Regions from separate parts of the Homo sapiens genome. Here region 1 is linked to region 2. Evidence: read pairs that join two places in POLR2A ChIA-PET (ENCODE). Cell type or tissue: PC-9. All regions are shown on one strand. Each heading gives the region's core, and the rest is flanking DNA. Links, peaks and the distances in the headings are about the cores only.

Region 1 (8,454 bases), core at 1,812-6,811, 550 kb before region 2:
TGACTATGGTGAAATGGAAGGGAAAATAGCCTCAGGGCTTCCACATATAGTATTGACTACACAACCCTAGAGGGCTCCCTTCACATAGCAGATATGAAACCTCTGCATAACTTACAACCGTGTGCAGGGGACTGAACAGCCTTCATCTCTAAAATCTAGGTTCTGGGTCTCACCTTCTAATTGTGTGACCATAGGAAAGTCAGTTGAATCTCTGAATCTTGGTTTAAAATAAAATGGGAATAATCAGTGTTCACAGAATAGATGTGAATGACGTGAGATCACATCGGGGATCAGCAAACCCAAAAGGCTACAGGAGCCAGGTAAGTAAGTTAAATGAGCAAAGTGGATCAGGTCAGAGAGGCAATAGAGACACCATGGAGACTATGACAAACTGTAGGATGCTGGCCCTGTCTACTCAGCTGTAGCTTGTTATGGCCTTGAGGAAATGCTGGCCATAGCTTCTGTTTTTAAGAGAAACCAAACACATCTGTGGTTCTGATGCAGTCCACTGATAAACATGAAAGAGCTTTGCAAGTTAAAAGCCACCTAATAAATTGAAAGGGCATCATTATACGTCTTAAATAAAGCTGTAAGTCAGTCTATGAGGGACTACTGCGGATGTCTATCTTGCTTCCTCTCCTCTGTCCTTCCTATGAGAACTACCAACACCATCATATGGATCCATAATCCAGTCTGGGTCAATCATCTTATTGCACTCACTCAGCCACAGTGATTGACTCAAGGATTGCATGTACCCAACTAGGAAAAAGAAACCTTCCTGGGGATTCTCCCAGCCAGAACTAACACAGGAGCTTTCCTCCTCCAGATATGAGACCATCAGGGTGAATATTCAGAGCTCCCTGTGCTTCACAGTGTATGAAGAAATATCATTTACTCTAGGTGAGAATGAAGACAACAAAGAGTTGTTGATAGTGGATAGAGTTCTGTCATTTTGTGAGTCCCTGATTCAAGAGGCCCCTTCTAAATTCTTGTTATATGATCCAGTAAATTTGGGACAAGGCTAGTTTGAGAGGGGTTTCTATTGCATGCAGGCAAAGGTATCCTAACTAATGCATTCTGCCATCCAATGGCAGAGGATGAGTTTTTATTGATTTTCAACACATCCTGTGACATTTGATTCACAGACAGAGGTTGCAGAGCTCAGAGGTGAGTCTGAGACAGGAGATGGAAATGTGGCAGTGGTATTTCAGGGAAAGCTAACCAAGGCTGTGCAGAATTCTCTCTGCTGGTCTGAATACCACAACCTGAAATATTTTCCAGATTTGAAAGCTCAGATGTGGGCTCTGCTGAGCTTCTGGAAGCAATAAGACTCTAAGAAAGGGATTCATGCTAGGACACACAAGAGATTAAGGACAATACTACAATGAAATTTTATTAATTTACATTAAAAATAGAGCTGATATATAGACTAGAGCACTCCCATTATCATCTTATGTACATTATGTACTTAAGCTACACAGGAAGCCAAAACATAATCAAAAACCACTTGTTCAAGTTGCTTTAGTATAGCATTGCCAAGAGAGTTTGAAATCTGTATGTTCAGCGTACTTGGACCATAGAGGCAAACCAACATAGAAAGCCAGGTCATGAGCACTAGTCACAATAGCAAAGACTTGGAACCAACCCAAATGTCCAACAATGATAGACTGGATTAAGAAAATGTGGCACATATACACCATGGAATACTATGCAGCCATAAAAAAGGATGAGTTTGCATCCTTTGCAGGGGCATGGATGAAGCTGGAAACCATCATTCTCAGCAAACTATCACAAGGACAGAAAACCAAACATCGCATGTTCTCACTCATAAGTGGGAACTGAACAATGAGAACACTTGGATACAGGGCGGGGAACATCACACCCTGGGGCCTGTTGTGGGGGTGGGGGCTGGCGGAGGGATAGCATTAGGAGAAATACCTAATGTAAATGATGAGTTGATGGGTGCAGCAAACCAACATGACACATGTACACCTATGTATCAAACCTGCACATTGTGCACATGTACCCTAGAACTTAAAGTATAATAAAAAAAAAAAAAAAAAAAAGAAAGCCAGGCCATGAGCAGAAGCTTGTTTGACTGGAAAAGGATGGAAAATAAGGCATTAGATAAGTTATTGTTTAATGGCACTGAGCTAAAATAACCTTATGAATTTATTTTACAGGGCTGGGGATGTAGTCTTTGGATTTCGAAATATTTAAAGTTCAGATTGTCAAGCCTTCCTCTCTCCTGAATAGTACTCAAAAGGGCATGGTCAGTATTTGTTTCAGTGATTTTCCTCCCTCTGCCATACTATAGCTGTTCAATTCTTTTCTGCTGGAAATGTTCCTTCTGTGTATCTTATGCACTCAATTGGATGATGAAGTTAGTGGTATGGGGGAGCCAGTTCCCAGTGACTTGCACTAGCTCAGGAGCCCAGGCTGTGTACATCTCTTCCCAATGCTGCTTTCAGTGATGTCACATTGGCAGCTTGACATCAGCTGTGATGGAAATATTGACACCACAGAAATTGGCAAACATTACAAATCAGGGTGCTCTCCCCGCAAACACAGAAAGCTGGTGGTTCAACATTTACCAGCATACCACTGGTTATGAGTGCAATAGGCCCAACACGCTTGTTATTTCTTTCAGGTGTGCATTTCTACTTTGATCCATTATGGACTGATCTAATATTAGACATTTAGAGAAAAATTCTGTGGCCTGATTTCTAAGATCTTACAGGGTCTTTCACTTTGTCTCCAGCCCTTACAATAAAGGGCTCACTTGGGGTAAGGCTCCAGTTCCACAGGATGCTGGTCTAAGACAGGCACCTCCTGACTCTCAATATGGTATTCCCACCATACCTCTTACCAATCAAAACAATTACTTGTGGTCGGGCACGGTGGCTCACACCTGTAATCCCAGCACTGTGGGAGGCCGAGGCGGGCGGATCACGAGGTCAGGAGATCAAGACCATCCTGGCTAACACGGTGAAACCCCATCTCTACTAAAAATACAAAAAATTAGCCGGGCGTGGTTGCCGGTGCCTGTAGTCCCAGCTACTCGGGAGGCTGAGGCAGGAGAATGGCGTGAACCTGGGAGGCGGAGCTTGGGCGACAGAGCGAGACTCCGTCTCAAAAAAAAAATTACTTGCATGTAGAATTGTTCCCAGCTAGTAGGAAGGATTTCATAAAATCATTTACCCTAAGTTGCTAGCATTGACACAATGTGTTAACTTCTTTCAGATTATTTGTATTTTCCTAGTCTACAGGAAGCGTGCCAAGTGGTGAGATTTCTGGCAACCCTTCAGGCTACTGAGGGAGTTAAATAGAAGCCAGGGGCATTACTAACATTTCTTACTCTTAGGTTGGCCACCACCTAATGGCAACCCTGCTAATTAATTCTCTAAGTCTGGGGAGAAGAAATGCTGATGATAATAATAAAAATAACGATGTTTTCAGGATGTATCATTCCCTGTCCTTCCTGATAACATCGCAGGGAATTTCTCTGACTTTTGGTAACCTTCAGATAGGAGAGATAAGTTGAGAGAATGCAATCAGAATCTCTGTGACCCAAATATATGAAAGTACTTGTTGAAAAGCAAGGATTTATTGCCTGCAATTTGAGAAGACCCTAGAGATGGTCCCTCTCTTGTTTTGCAAATATACCAGTGATTACAACCAGAAAATGTACAGTAACTCAGAGGAGGGAAACTCAGGGCTCCTGTGTTCCAGGTGCACTCTCCCCTTTACATAAGCCTGCCACTTCCTCACTTGAGACTTCTATTCCCCTGGAAGTTTCCTTCCAGACGCAGTAAACAGAATACATCTGGATATGCCAAATCAGCAAGAATGCTGGAGAAACACACACTTGGTGCAGCCTAAACAAAGCCCAGAAGCTGCTGTCTGATGTTCTCAGGGACAGATGTCAGTGGCAGGCCTGGGCTGGCCTTGAGTGTGCAGGCTGCCAGGGGCGGTCTAGGCAGCTTCTGCCAGTTCTCAGACTCACCAGGACTGTTCACTGTCTCGCACTTGTTTCTTTTCAGGTTTTACAAGATTCATATGGTGTCTTTCATTTCAGTGCCTATTACTCATTTCAATGATTCAGCCGAGCCAGACAGCAAATGGACATGAGGTGTGTGGAGGAATCTACTGAAAACGGGATTGATTGGGTTTTAAGAAAGTAGGACTCAAGGCTGGATGAGGCAGCATTCTGAGAATCTTAAGTTCCCAAGGCATAATGTTCAACATTTACTGTCAAACCCAATTTCTGGCTAAGCCATTTATGCTTTCTGAATAAGCACTTTAATTTTCATTCACATCTACTCACCTTTAAAAAAATGGAAGTATGCACCAATTTTTAAAGAAATAGGACCAACCTTGGAAACTTATAATTATGAATCTTTATATTTTTATGATAGTTGATAGTTTACAAAGCTAGTTTCACTTGATCTTTACAAAAAACCCTATGGGGTGATATTTTTATTACCCACATTTTATTGATAAGGAATTAAATCTCACAAAGGTTTGAAGACTTTCCCAAAAGTGTCACAGGACAACTAAAACTAGTTAACCCCAAGGCCCTGTATCAGAATGATCACCTGCCTTTCCCCCACCAACCCACACTCACCAGGCACAGTGTCCAAGAGGCTCTGCCTCTTTCTCAATGCCATCTTTGGGTTGCCTCATCCTACCTGCAATGCTTACCTTCAAAGCAGATGCTGACAATGTGTTTGGATTTTGGAGGCTTGATTATGAGATAAAACTGAATAGTGCTGGACACATGTTGAGTTTCAGTTTTCTGACCCTTCTCTTTTGAGACTCCAGGTCCAACCCTCATCTGTACCTTCAGATTCATGGACACCACTGATGAGGTTCTGGCTTGCTTCATTTTCATTCATGACTTTGACTCCCAGACCACACTTTGATCCTGGTTCTTCCAGCGTTGATCTAGAAACATCCTAACCTCTAAGGCACCATCAAACCAATTTTGTCCAAGAAGTGTAAATATCATTGCCCACAATAGATCTAGCAACAATTAACATTTGCTGAGCACTTACCATGTGCCAAGCATGGTAAGTGATGAATGCTTTATGTTCATTAACTCATTTAATGCTCATAGCAACCCTTTGAGATAGGTACTCATAATTGTATAGATGAGAAAGCCGAGGTGAGTAACTTGCTGAAGATCACACAATAAGTGGGGAAGCCAGGATTTGTGCCTACATCATTTTGACTCTAGAGCGTGGGCTCTTAATCATTAGGAAGTACTGGCCTCCAGAAGTCATCTTACATCCACCTCCTCACAATGGATAATTGAGGATGACAAGTGGTTATAAGCACTTTCTTTGTTGAAATTTAAGCTTAAAAATTGATTTGGAGTTAGACATCAATCCATGACCTGGGGGAAAATACCTACAAAGAGAGACAATGGGAAGACTGAGAACCCATTAATGAAAAGCAAGCAGTCCACACTATATGGCTTGTAGTGTAACATTTGGACAAACACGTATTCTGTGGTGAGCTTAGGCAAGATGCTGCCCACACTGGGAAGGCAGCCAAGAATTACTGCCACCTCCACCCAAGAGGATCACCCTACTAAAGGCCACAGAGAGGACCAGCCCCCGTCAGAGACTGCTTGTAATTTCTCTCACTGTGGGAGCTTCCTAATGAATAAACAAACTAATAAAAGTATTTCTATAATTTTCTATGTGATTCAGATTCAGTGAAGCAGTAAGTCTTTGGTGCTTAATTATGCAAGATATCAAAAACACTTATTGTCCCAAATACTTTGCAGAGCAATAACATTAAAAAATAGTTCTAAGTCCTGTTTCACTGATCCAGACCTCTCTGTTTTTTCATGTATGATGCAAACTTTTAAAGAAATGAACAAAAGCCAGTCACTGGAAGCTGCTTGAATTAATGCGGATCAAGAAGAAAATGGCAACAATTCACAGTCCCCAAGCCTCATTTCAACTATTAGGATTCTCCCCTTTTAGATATTTTACAGAACTGCTAACGAGTTGTCAGTAATTACTTTATTGAGCATCTGCAAGGTGCACATCATTGTACATAGCTTGAAAATGTCAAATTGAGTTTTGTCACACCCTCTGTAAAGGCTTCCCTAATTTCCATGGTTTCGTGGTTTTTCTTCCTCTGTTCCAAGGAACATGTTATTAGTACCTTTACTGCAGCACTTACTTGTCCTTCATGTGTTACGATTGTACCATGTGTTCTCTCCACTAGGTTTTGAACTCCTCAAAGATGAAATCCATGCATTGTTCATCTCTGCAACCTTGATGTCCAAATACGTGTTTGACAGATGAACGAATGACTGAATAAATGAAGGATGGTTCACTTTGGTTCCTCCTCCCAACTACCTAGTCTGCATTTAGATCGAAGTGCTGATGCTGAGTGAGAAGACAACATTCAAAAGGCACAATGGAAAAGAGAAGTGTCCAAAGGCATAGCTGATCCACAGACTAGAAAATCAGCTCCATAATGAGGAAGAGGCTAATCCCAAGGCCTCAGAACATAACAGAGCCACAGCAAGATCTTTAAGCCAGAGTTGGGGTTCATAAACCCCAACCTCTACCTCAAAGCCCAGCGTAGCTCATTAGGAACAGGCCAGCAGTCCAGCCACCTGCTGTGGCTTCACGTCCAATGCAGATGGTTCTAGAGACCCACAGGCACAGCCACACTAGTAGCTCAGGGCAGTGGGTCTCAGCCACCTATCCTTACTGATACTTTTTGCTTTATTGTCCCTTTTTAGGTTTCAAAACTGGCCACCCAAGAATAAATAGACACTAAACAATTGGATGTGAAAAAGAAAGACATTCCCCAATGGTTCTCAAGAAGCCGTTTGGATGCTGTGCTCCTTACATGGTGCTAAGGGGCTCAAGCTGCCGTGGATGCCCTTTTCGGACCTTTCAGTATGCAAATATGTGCTAGGAGGGAATTAAGTTTCCATGGGATGCAGTAAGCATAATGTTGTACATGGATGGCTAATTGTTTTCATCACACATGCCAAATCCAACTGCTTTGTCAGGGCCTGGAGTCTGTTTGATGAATGAGGAAATCTTGCCATGGTCCAGAGAGGCAACTGAATAATAGCACGAACTTCCCATGTCTGACATCTCAGGTGTGATGGGACATGTGCAAACAACGTTGGCTCCTAATCTGCTCTCAGCTAGCCATGAAACTAAGGGCTAGCCTGTTGCCTCCCAGGGCCTTGGGTTCCTTATCAAATAATAGTTTGGCTGGACTGTCCCTCTGGTCACTTCTAAAATTCCTTTTCTTTATCCAGCAGGATTCTTGACCAATCAGTACCAAGTCAAACCCTCACCCTTCCATTTACCTTCACACTGCTGAAATAAAGGGACATCCAAACTTTATGCTCCCTAAGACAAGAGTTGGTAAAATACTGCTTTAAGTTTCTTAGCTAAGCCTGGTGCACATCTCCCTAGCATGGACCCATGCGGTGCTCATACTCCCTAACCTTGCATCACAAATTGATCAGGATGGCAGCTTGCTGGCTGCTGTTCTACTCTGGGTGTGCCTCCGCTATTTTTCTGCAAAATGTAACTCTTGCTACGCTCATGTTTCTCATCCATCGACCCCATGCAAATGGTTGACATATTGTTCTCTCCTTGTTGGGACCCCGAATTTTTGCATATAACTTTCTGATTGATCCTGGGCGGTAGCCCCAAGATCAGTATTTCATACTTGGCTGTTTCTACCTCTCAGCAATTCTTTAAAACATTCAGAAAAATCCAGGTGATTCCATCCCAATTGTGGGAAGCAAAGTTTGGTCCCTCTTGTTACCATTTTTTAGTGCAAGATTTAAAATGACAAGTGCTTGATCAAAAAAATTTTGAGAATGAGCTCTCACATTTAATTTGTATTAATGGGGGAGTTATGTTTGTAGCCTCAAACACACTGTAAAAATAATTTCCTAAGATATAATTATTCTTAAATATTTTATATATTTTTTTCAGAGATGGCCACAATAACTTTTATCTTTATTTTGTGGCTCTTTTCTATATAGTTGTATCAAAACAACCATTTAGGGACATAAGTCAGAGTATTTTTACTGTGCTGGGTACTTATTTCATGCATTAGAAAAATCTACTATGTTGCAGAATATGAATTTTCATGTTAGCTTAACATATAGATCTTTCAGTTCAACCTTGTCAGGCAGGGATACACGTCAAGTTAATCCAAGCTGGACAAAAGATGTCCTTGGATCTGCAGCACCTACTAAGAGCAGGGCTGTCCACCTTCTCTTCTCTTCTTTCCACCGGAGAGGACTGTATTATACCATTCAAGGGGCCCAAAAAAAAAAGAAAAGAAAACTTTGCCCTTCAATTCAAACTCTGTTATGCCACATTTGGCATAAAATGCTTACCATTACCTAAAAATGATTTTTTAAAAAATGCTTATCATTACCTAAAAGAA
Region 2 (5,000 bases), core at 1-5,000:
TGGGTTTAGTGATTTACCCAGGGTTACACAGCTGGAGCCAGGACCATCTTACTCCAGAGCTTATGCTTGTAATCAGATTTCTGGGCAGCACTTCAGAAAGATCTCTCTGATGGCTGTGAGGGTGAGGGATCACAGTGAGGAGAGAGCTAGGGCATAAAGAGTGACGGTAGTGGGAGGGGATCCACGAGATGGCCTGCATTAATGCAGTGGGAACAGGGCTGGCAAAAAGAAAATTCACGGATAAAGGATACAGAACTCGTCTTGGTGACAAGTGAATGAGGAGGTTAAGGTGAAGAAGAGGAAGAAAGCAAAATCATTCCTATCTGAGCTACAGAATTTCCAAGGAGAAACAGGAATGGGAAAGACAATGAATTCAGTCTGAATTATATTAGTTTGAGATGCCTGCAGGGTATTCATGCAAATATGTTCTGGAAATGGAGATGAATATGTAATTTGGGAATGAGGGCTAGGCAAAAGCACTATATTTGAGCCATCTCAAAATACAATGAAAAGGTTCTATATGAGGGAACCATGGTGAATAATGGTTCCTTTGTGAGGAAGGAAGGAGGAAAACGTCAAAGGAGACTAAGATAGAACAACCTGAAAGTAGCAGAGAACCGCAGGGATGTGTCCCAGGAGTCAAGGAAGGAAGAGATCAGTTCCAGCCGGTGGGAGAGGTCACAGGTATCAAATGCACTGAAAGCCCTTTAGGATAAGAACAGTAACTGAACTTGACCTTTCTAGAACTACTTCTAAAGCAGCATAACTGGATACCAGACTGCTGAGGTTTCAGGAAGGAAGAACAGAAAAGGTGCTTGGAGCTAGTGTAAATGACTTTCTAAAGTTAGCTAAGGAGAAAAAGAGCTTTTCCTGAAAGTGTACAATGATCAAGAAAGGGTTTTTGTTTTTGTTTGTTTGTTTTAACCTGAATATTACTATACATTAAAGAGAAGGTGCTTTCAAAAAGAATTGAACATGGAAGATGAGGGGTAAGGATAACTGTTGCAAATGCGGCTAGAGCTTCTAGAGGCAGCAACAGATTCCATCAATAGTTTCTTGAGTATCTAATATGCGCAAAGCACTGAGCTAGTCCTGGGAATCCAAAAACAAGGAGCCCCCTCCCCAGAGCTCAATGTCTAGGATGGGGCTCAGACCATTCGTGTGGTGCCTGTGATGACCTGAGACAGGGAGGGGATTCTGGGAGGAATGCTTTGGGGCTCCCTTGAGACTTGATGGCTGAGCTGAGTATGCAAGGGTGTCTAGTGTTCGTCTGGCTGTGAAGGGGTATCCAGGAAAAAGAAGCAACGTGTGAAAATGCACAGGGGAGAAACTGAGTCATGGAATCACAAGAGGCAATTACATCAGAGCCAGGGAAGGGAGCAGGGGAATGGGAAGAGATGAGGCTTTAAAGGCAGGAATTGGCCACATCATAAGGAGATTTGGAAACTCTGCTAAAGGGCTTACAGGTGGTCCTAAGGCAATAAGGAGACATGGAAATGTATTAGCGTTGCGAGCAGTGTGATCAGATATGCTTTAAAGGGAGATTACTCAGACTACAGGAAGAAGGAAACAGGAGATAGGATGAGGGTCAACAGGAGACTGGGAGGGTGGGGATGAAGGAGAGAGACAAGTCAGAGAATCAGGTCGGAGGCAGACTCAGCCTCCAATCTGGGGGACCTCTGAGACTTGGAATAAGGAGACTTCTCTGAGGTAAAAGAAAAGGAGATAGAGATGCATGAAGAAAAGTCCTACCTGCTTGTAGTAATCCACATAGGTGATCTCGGTGCCATCCCGCTTCTGAAAGGTGTGTGTGGGCTTCACTGACCAGTCAATGTCATCAATGGAGTAGGTTCTGTTATTGTATCTGCCAAATATAAAAAGTCTTTAAATTGTTTTTTAATCATCTAACATAAGCAGCTACTTCACCACACTTTTAATTCAACACATAAGATAGACTCCAGAATGTCAGAAATTATGAAAACAATAAAACAAGAATATTCACTTTTTAAAAAATACTCAGCTCTTATCTGAAAAGGGCATTCCTTAATAATTTCCTATACAGGAAGACTTCTGTCCACATTCCAACAAAACCTGTGGGAAAGTCCTTAGACCACAGTCTAGTTTTCTCACTGATAGATACTCTAACTTCAGGTAAATCATTCTTAAATGTTCAGAGGCTGAAGCATTGCTCAAAACTTTCCCATTATCTTCTGGTGTCACTCAAGAGTTTCTGACCTCCCAGGTAGTTTTTCTGATTTAAAAAAGCACCAAAAGAAGGCCAATCAACCCACAATGCTGGCATCTTGCTTAACCTACCCGCTAGGGCTGGCCCTTGGCAAAACTACAAAACAGGTTAGCTAAGATTACTCTAAGCTCCTTCTCCCCTTCAGCACTGTGTAGCCTGGACTGTCCTCTCAGGATGACCTAGCCTAGGGGCAGAAACTACCACAGCAGGTTTCTCTAGAGCTTTTGATTCTTTCCAAGATGACTTTGAAATGTGATAAGCTAATCCATCAAGATCATGACAGGAGGATAAGAGGGTAGCCTTCTCATACCGAGTAGTGTGGAATCCAGCCAGTCCCACCCCTCTGCTATATATCCCAGAAAAACAAGTTTAAGTGGAAATTCTAAGCCAGAATAGAAAGCTAACAAGTCCCCTAAAAGAAGTATTTTTGCAGCCATAAAAAGGAACAGGATCATGTCCTTTGCAGGGACATGGATGGAGCTGGAAGCCATTATCCTCAGCAAACCAGGGCAGGAACAGAAAACCAAACACCGCATGTTCTCACTTATAAGTGGGAGCTGAACAATGAGAACACATGGACACGAGGAGGGGAAAAACACACGCTGGGGCCTCTCAGGTGATAGGGTCGGGGGGAGGGAGAGCATTCTGAAAAATAGCTAATGCATGCTGGATTTAATACCTAGGTGATGGTTGATAGCTGCAGCAAACCACCATGGCACACTTTTACCTACTTAACAAACCTGCACATCCTGCACATATATCCCAAAACTTAAAATAAAAAATTTTTAAAAAGTGTTCTTGGACTAGCAGCAGTATATGTGAGCTTTTTAGTACTCAGGAAGTCATCTAAATTTTCCGTGTTTAACTCAGCTCAATGTGCAATGAGGGCAAATTTTATATACATAAACCTAGAGGTTGCAAAGAAGTAAAATGTGGTCTCAACTTAAAAGACTCCTGAATCTAATAAAGAAGGTGAGACATGGAACTAACCTTCTGTCCTGTAAAATGAAATAAGATGGCCACAACAAGGTAGCCATAAGCAAAGTGCTATGGGCGCCGCCCAGGGGAAGAAACTGAATAATTCCAACTAAGTAGGCAAATGGAGGTGTCAGAAAAGCCAGGACATTAGAATTGAGCTTTGTGAAAACTGAAGTTTAAAAGGCAGAATTTGGGGAAGGGAATCCAGGCAACTGAAGTGAACTGAATTGAACTGAACTGAAGCATGCAAAGTGCAGACCGCTGGGGGTTAGAATAGAGAGTGGCATTAGGGGAAAGGAGGGTACCGCAAGCGAGAATTTGGAGCTTGTGGACAGTCCAGAATGCCACACAAGGACATGTGAACTCCAGACAGCAAAACAACCAGGTCTTCTAAACAGATGAGTAAATGGATTAGATCTGTGATATTGGGCCAATACTCCAACACTATTCCTATTCCCAAATACCATCAATGATTGATTTCTGAAGAAAAGTTTATTTAGACGCAGGCTTGTACCTTGTAAGGACAATGAGCCCTATTAGCTGCTTCTCACACGTCTGGGTGAAACAGGACAAGCCAGTTCTTTGACAGAGAGCAGTCATGAATTCCAGAACCGTCTCATTCCGGAGGACTTTGTAACTCACATCAGCACTAAACAGGAGCTTCCTTTCAAAATATGACACAGAAATGGCAAACCCAGGCCAAAGGGATAATCTTTAAAAACAAAAAAGAAAAAAAGGAATATTGTCAATGTTATACCGGAAACACAATAAAGATTTTTAAATGGTGATTTTCTGTTCTAATTCTCGAGATCTTAACAAGATAATTTTTTTCTTTAGTCTGATTTCTTCCAGTTGTTGACTGAAAACTTTTTTTCAGCTGCAGTGTCTTTAAGCATACATTTAGGATAAAATACCTTACTGTAAAGCAGTTTCTCAGCTTTGGCACCACTGACATTTTGAACTGGATAATTCTTTGTTAGGGACCGTCCTGTGTACTGTAGGATGTTTAGCAGCATTTCCCTGGCCTCTACCCACTAGACGCCAGTAGCAGCCTCCCAGCTGTGACAACCAGAAACGTCTCCAGACAATACAAAATGTTCCCTGAAGAGGGGGGGGAAATGTCCCTGCCTGAAAACCGTAACTATAGGAATAATACATTTATGGAGTGATCTGTCCCCGCAGGAAAACATCTAGGTTCAGAAAAGCACCCCAATTCAAAGGTGAGGGCAGTGGATAGATTTAATGACGAGATTAAAAAATACAAAAGTGATACCACAAACAGATATACAAGAGAAACCGGAACACAGCCTACAGTTTCTTCCCACATAAACTTAAAAATCTTGAATAAGAAGTTACAGAAATGGCATGAAATAATAGACTACTATTTTAAAAAATAATTCCAGTTTATATTTTGTGGACTATTAAGTAGACACTGTGATACTAAGCCAGCCTCCGGGACAGGCATATGTGCTGAGCACCTAGGGCAGTTTAGTACAATCAGCACCTATGAGATTTTCTAATCCGGGTGGACAGATTAGTGACAAGGACGAATTGGGTGCTTTATAGAGAGCACGCTGACACTCTGAATGAACATATGGAAACTCCGTCATTTTTCCTCCACCAAGCAGAAGGCCAAACACCCTACTCCCATTTTCTATCTTTTATGCACTTCTCCCTTTATGAATCTACGTTTGGGCTACCAGTTGCCTCTCTGTCTATAGTTTGACCACAGTATTTTTGAGAGCTAAGTAACAACCAGTTCAAGACATAGCTGACC

Evidence for each region. ChIA-PET counts read pairs that join two places held together with the same protein. Peaks named below come from ENCODE experiments on the same cell type or tissue, not always from the same donor. Only the 100,000 strongest peaks of a DNase experiment are listed, where the experiment ranks them.
Region 1: POLR2A ChIA-PET joins it to region 2 with 6 read pairs; 1 of 35 experiments calls an interaction of 5 or more read pairs at or near these places.

What each region holds. Positions count from the first base shown.
Region 1 is chr11:95,130,212-95,138,665 of GRCh38, reverse strand. ENDOD1 (endonuclease domain containing 1) reads right to left here. Exons shown (of 2, transcript NM_015036.3): 2 at 6,021-8,454. Among named protein-coding and RNA genes, the nearest start is that of LNCRNA-IUR, 16 kb to the left of the region's middle. In PC-9, for the core only: no CTCF peak of the experiment used is centred there; DNase peaks (open chromatin) are centred at 4,065 and 5,495; H3K27ac peaks cover 1,284 bases.
Region 2 is chr11:94,585,985-94,590,984 of GRCh38, reverse strand. PIWIL4 (piwi like RNA-mediated gene silencing 4) reads right to left here. Exons shown (of 20, transcript NM_152431.3): 7 at 3,738-3,935; 8 at 1,753-1,864. All of the region lies in intron 4 of PIWIL4-AS1 (PIWIL4 antisense RNA 1), which reads left to right. Among named protein-coding and RNA genes, the nearest start is that of PIWIL4, 21 kb to the right of the region's middle. In PC-9, for the core only: no CTCF peak of the experiment used is centred there; DNase peaks (open chromatin) are centred at 2,424 and 3,804; H3K27ac peaks cover 1,841 bases.